Regions from separate parts of the Homo sapiens genome. Here region 2 is linked to region 1. A link is a loop called in an ENCODE intact Hi-C map of the cell type or tissue named here. Cell type or tissue: B cell. All regions are shown on one strand. Links, peaks and the distances in the headings refer to the core of each region. The heading gives the core; the rest is flanking DNA.

Region 1 (2,913 bases), core at 216-2,715:
TGCCCTGCAGGGAAGCTTACTCGAGCCCTGGTTGGTACCTTGGTGACCCCAAGCCCCATGCAAATCATAATGTTGGCTTTTCTGGTGTGGCTACTCCCCACCCTAAGTCACACTGTTACTATCTGGCCAGCCTAAGACCCCCAGGCAAACAAAGATGACCTCCCGGGGGCCAAGGGTAAAGACTAGACCTCTTTGAGGGGCAAGGTTCAATTCTTTACTGCACAGGTAGGGAGACTTAGGCTGCAGCCCGGCTCTGAGAAAGGTTCAGCTGGGTGGAGGAGGAGTCTCTGGGCCAAAGCTGCCCTTTGGAGGAGTCCTGGATCTTGCAGAAATGGCCTGCTTAGTGCCCACCCCCTGCACCCCTGCTCAGCACTGGCTGGGAGTAAGCCTGGGGACTGTGGCTTCAGTGTGAATGTGGGGGTGGGGTGGATGCAGAGCAGTAGCATGTGGGGTATCCAGCCAGGCCTGCTCCACAGAGCAGGAGAGCAGAGCTGGGAAGGGACAGTGGGGATGTGATCTGTTAGCCTTCTGGCTGCAGCGCAGTGCAGACCTCCCTTGCCTGATATGACTGGGTCTCCACCTCTTCCACCCCAGTCTCCTGACTCCTGCAAAAAAAGAAAAGGGGGTGTGCAGGGCTGCCAAACACAGCCATGTCAGGGTGGGCCGGTCCCTGCATTGTGCGCCCACCTGCTGCTGCTGTGTTGTAGGGGAAACCGACCAAAGCACGTAGAGTTAGAACAAAACAAGAACATGGGCTGTGGAGACAGGCTGGCTTCCATGTGCCAGTCTCTCCTGCAGCTTCTGCTCTGGCTGCTGCTCTCTCAGGATCCCGTGCAGCTTTGCCTCGGCCTCACACAGGAGAGTTCTCACACGTAAGGTGGGCCTAGGGGCTGCGGCTCAGAGTCTCCTGTATTGGGATCATTACACATGTCCAGAGTGACAGCTGAGAGGAAAGGGTCCTTGCTTGTGTGCTCAGGAGATGGCTAGGGAGGAGCCACCCCAGGGGAGTTGCCACAGCCAGAATTGCTCTGCTAGGCCCTTCCCTGAAGAGACTTCAATTCTTTTATAGATTTCTCCTTCTTAAACCCAACAAGCTGTTTGGGCAAGAAACCAGGTGAAAGAAACTGAGATTATAGGGGAAGTGTGAAGTGTAGACCAATCATGTGGAACAAGGAAGGGGCGTGACTCAAAAACATAACGTGTGTGTGTGTGTGTGTGTGTGTGTGTGTGTGTGTGCGCGTGCTGACTGGCAGAGCTGGGCCTGCTCTTTATTTGGGAGCCTGCTTGCTACTTTCACCTGTGTTTTCAGCTTGTCTTAGTGCTTTTCTCTCTCATAGTCCAATCCCAGCCCAGCAGATGGTTCACTATGCTTTTAATTGAAGAATGAGGAGGAATCTTTGCACACTTAAAAAACATCCATGGCTGGGTACAGGGGCTAATGCCTGTAGTCCCAGAACTGGGAGGCCATGGCAGGAGGGCACTTGAGCCCAGGAATTCGAGGCTGTAGTGGGCTGCGATCACTGCACTCCAGCCCGGGCGAGAGAGTGAAACTCTATCTCAAAAAAACAAAACAAGATACCATCCAATCCTGGGCCAAGCCCCCACCAACACTGATCCTAAAGGAAAGAAAGCATGGCTGCAGCAGGCACAACAGGACACAGCCCCACCCTTGGAACATCGTGCTCCTGGGGACAAGACACTGGATGCGGAAGCTGGCATCCTAGAACTGACTTTTTCGTTGAGTATTATTACTGTGTTTCCTGGATTCTAAAACACTATTGATTGCAAGATGCACCATTATTCTTTTCTTTCAAATCTAGATCTGCAAACGCCATCATTTTAATAACTGCTTTTAGGCGGAGGAAAAGAAACACAACCACATCAAACGCATGCATCAACTGAAACACCCATCCTGATTTCGGGACCCTGAAAATAAGAAAAATACAGCGCATCTTAAAACTGAAATGGGAAAAAAAAAAAGGAGAACTTATAAAAACTAAATACAGAGGAGACTTTTTCTAATTCTGGAAATGAGATGCAAAACCAATACCCACATTTTGGAATCATAGTATGAGTAGGCTTTTTACCATGTATCACTGCTATTCCTTTTTTTTTTTTTTTGAGAGGAAGAAGGCGTGAGTTGACCTGGTATTACTCACCCAAAAGTGAGGCATTGGGGATATTTATATTCAGCAAGCAGTGCAGGGTTTAAACTGGTGAGTAGATATTTGCATCTTCTAACCACAAAAGTAAAATAAGAGAACTAACTGAAATTTCAGTTTTAGAATGATGATAGCTAATACTTGTGGAGCTCCTTTTTCTCCAGGCACTGCTCTAGGTCCTTTGAATGTATTAACTCATTTAACCCCATGAAAATCCTATGAGAAGGTGCAATGAACAGCTCTAGTCATAGGGATGGGAACAAGGAATCATAGAGATATTAAGCAGTGTGCTCAGGGTCCCATTGCTAGTGTATAGACTTGCACAAGGATAGTATGGCCCTATAGCCCCTCCTCTTAACTGCACTATACGGCCTCTACTAAAGCGTAAGTGAGGGAAATAGACCAAACAAAACTGAGAGTTTGTGGGTGGAGGAAATGCTGAGTTGGGCTAAAGGCAGGAGTATGCTGGTAAAGTGGCTCTTTTCTCCCACCCCAAATGCCCTAGTTCATAACATTTGCCAATTTCCTTGGTGTAAATACTTCCAACAGTGGCCGATTTCAAGACACCAACCTGCTGTTAAAATTCTGAGTGTTTAACAATTGCCTCTCTGGAGCCAGTATAAGCTGGCCCTAGCACGCCACTGGCTGAAAGTAATTGTCCAAATTAATATGCAGCGGTTTAGCCAGGAACGTTTTTTGTGTCATGTTAAATTAAGCCAACTGTGGGTGCGACTCTGCATGTGTGTTCAGG
Region 2 (2,913 bases), core at 280-2,779, 150 kb after region 1:
TCTCAAAAAAAAAAAAGAAGTAGCCAGTCTGAAGTTGCTGAGGAGAATGAGGAGAACAGGTCACACATCATCAATGTAAAGGAGACTTCATTCCTAAGGTCACTTTTTGCCTCTGTTTCAGATTTTCCTATAGTTCCCATGTGCTGGAACTCATCCCAGCCCAATTCACGTAAGACCCTTCTAGGGTGCGGGAGCAGACCACAGGAACCTGGCTTAGTACTTAGCATTACTTAGCAACAGCTTCTAAGGAGCAACGCAGGACAATAATGAGCATACAGTGTGGATAATCAATCTTCTATTGATATCTTTAAGGGGAAAAATTAGGGGGATAATCCATTTGGACCAGGAAGAAGTATAAGTGGGTAGGACTGGAAGTCGGAGGAGGTAAACTAGGGCAAGATGAAGTTCCATAACGTTCTCCACACTTCGGAAGTTGAGTCAGGTGCTTGTGCTGGGAGAGAGGACCGAATCCAGGATAAAGCTTCTGTTCAGCACAGCTCCATCTGCCAATGCAGATAACTTGGGATATTTTCATGCCAGATGTGCAAGGATCAAGAGATTCACAGAAAAGTTGTTGAGCTTGAGAGACAAAGAGGTAATTTTTAAAATAGGGAATATGGAGGAATGTATATTCTAGGAAAAGCCTTGAGTATAAAACTTTTAAAGTTTTTCTTTTTTTTTTTTTTTTTTGAGACGGAGTCTCGCTCTATCGCCCAGGCTGGAGTGCAGTGGCGCGGTTTTGGCTCACTATAAGCTCCGCCTCCCGGGTTCACGCCATTCTCCTGCCTCAGCCTCCCAAGTAGCTGGGATTATAGGCGCCCCCACTACGCCCAGCTAATTTTTTGTATTTTTTAGTAGAGACGGGGTTTCACCATGTTAGCCAGGATGGAATCCATCTCCTGACCTCGTGATCCACCCGCCTCGGCCTCCCAAAGTGCTGGGATTACAGAGATGAGCCACGATGCACGGCCTAAAGTTATATATATATATATATATATACACATACACACACATACACATACACACACACACACATATATATATGTGATTTAAATATATAGATAGATATACATATGTAACTTTTTTTCTCTTGAGACAGAGTCTCACTCTGTCACCCAGGCTAGGTGCAGTGGCGCGATCTTTGCTCACTGCAACCTCCACTTCTCGGGTTCAAGTAAGTCTCCTGCCTCAGTCTCCTGAGTAGCTGGGATTACAGGCATGCGCCACCACGCCTGGCTAATTTTTGTATTTTTAGTAGAGGCAGGGTTTTGCCATGTTGGTCAGGCTGGTCTTGAACTTCCGACTTCAGGTGATCCACCCGCCTCGGCCTCCAAAAGTGCTGGGATTACAGGTGTGAGCCACTGTGCCTGGCCCATATTTAACTTTTTAAGTTAAATAACGTACACAGCTTTCCTGGACTTCAAAACCTGGTGTTAAGGACAGACTTTCCAATATAGAGATACTAGGCTGTTTTTATATAAAATTGCTTTATCTCAAACTCATTGGTGTAGGCTCTAATGGAGGGAAGGGGATGCTGATGTCTTAGGACAGCTGCCTGTGAGAAGCTTGAAGAGCTGACTTTTGCAGTGCTTCTTAAGCCGTAGCATGCGTCGGAAACACCTGTTAGTGCTGGTTTAAAATGCAAAATTTGCAAGACTTTTTTTTCCTTATTTATCTACTATGGTTTGAATGTGTCCCCCAAATTTCATGTGTTAGAAACTTAATCTCAAAATGTGACCGTATTGAATCTTTAAGAGGTGATTGGATCAAAAGGTTTCAACCCTTATGATTAATCCATTTATAGGTTAATGGATTAATGGGCTAATAGACTAGCAGGTAATCATGAGAGTGGAACTAGTGGCTTTTTAAGAAGAGGAAGAGAGACCTAAGCAAGCATGTGAGCTCACTCAGCCCCTCACCATGTGATTCCCAGTGTGGCCTTGGGACTCTACAGAAAGTCCTCACCAGCAAGAGTCCCCTCACAGTTGCAGCCCCTCAATCCTGGACTTCCCAGCCGTCATAACTGTAAGACATAAATTACTCTTCTTTATAAATGACCCAGTTCCACATATTCTATTATAATCAACAAGGAACGAACTAATACATTATCTAAAATTATCTCCTGAAAGCAATTACAGTAAGGATCTTGCTTTTTAGAAAACAAAAAATTATTGTATACATTTTAAATTTTAAAAAACTACTTTAGCCAGGCGTGGTGGCTCATGCCTGTAATCCCAGCACTTTGGGAAGCCAAGGCAGGTGGATCACGAGGTCAGGAGTTCAAGACCGGCCTGACCAAGATGGTGAAACTCTGTCTCTACTAAAAATACAAAAATTAGCCAGGTGTGGTGGCAGGTGCCTGTAACCCCAGCTATTTGGGAGGTTGAGGCAGAGAACTGCTTGAACCTGGGAGACAGAGGTTGCAGTGAGCCGAGATCACGCCACTGCACTCCAGCCTTGGGGACAGAGCAAGACTCCGTCTAAAAAAAAAAAAAAAAAACTAGCAATACCAGGAGAAAATAAGCCCAAGCCCGGTGGCTCACACCCATGATCCCAGCACTTTGGGAGGCCAAGGCAGAATGAAGGCTTGAGGCCAGGAGTTTGAGACCAGCCTGGACAACATACCAAGACCCCATCTCTACAAAAAAAAATTTTAATTTTTAAAATTAAAAAAAAATTTTTTTTTAGATGTTATGCACTAGTAGCTACTTGGGAATGTTAGATGTTATGTCCCAGCTACTTGGGAAGCTGAGGCAGGAGGATTGCTTAAGCCCAGGAATTCACTGCTACACTCCAGTCTGAGTATACCCTGTCTCAAAGAAAAATAAAAAGAGAAAATAAAATTTTATGTGCAAAAAGTTAGGAGAGGGCAAAGTCAAGTAAAATTTCCCCATATTAACTTAGAAATAGTAA

Evidence for each region. Hi-C counts contacts between places; a loop is a spot of excess contacts. Peaks named below come from ENCODE experiments on the same cell type or tissue, not always from the same donor. Only the 100,000 strongest peaks of a DNase experiment are listed, where the experiment ranks them.
Region 2: it touches region 1 in a loop (3-fold over the local background); 2 of 110 quality-filtered maps call a loop at or near these places.

What each region holds. Positions count from the first base shown.
Region 1 is chr14:65,204,398-65,207,310 of GRCh38, forward strand. No RefSeq gene overlaps it. Among named protein-coding and RNA genes, the nearest start is that of LINC02324, 16 kb to the right of the region's middle. RefSeq lists an enhancer at 635-744. In B cell, for the core only: no CTCF peak of the experiment used is centred there; DNase peaks (open chromatin) are centred at 308, 1,184 and 2,344; H3K4me3 peaks cover 2,136 bases; H3K27ac peaks cover 2,500 bases.
Region 2 is chr14:65,350,090-65,353,002 of GRCh38, forward strand. No RefSeq gene overlaps it. Among named protein-coding and RNA genes, the nearest start is that of MIR4708, 16 kb to the left of the region's middle. In B cell, for the core only: no CTCF peak of the experiment used is centred there; DNase peaks (open chromatin) are centred at 1,632 and 1,782; H3K4me3 peaks cover 667 bases; H3K27ac peaks cover 1,682 bases.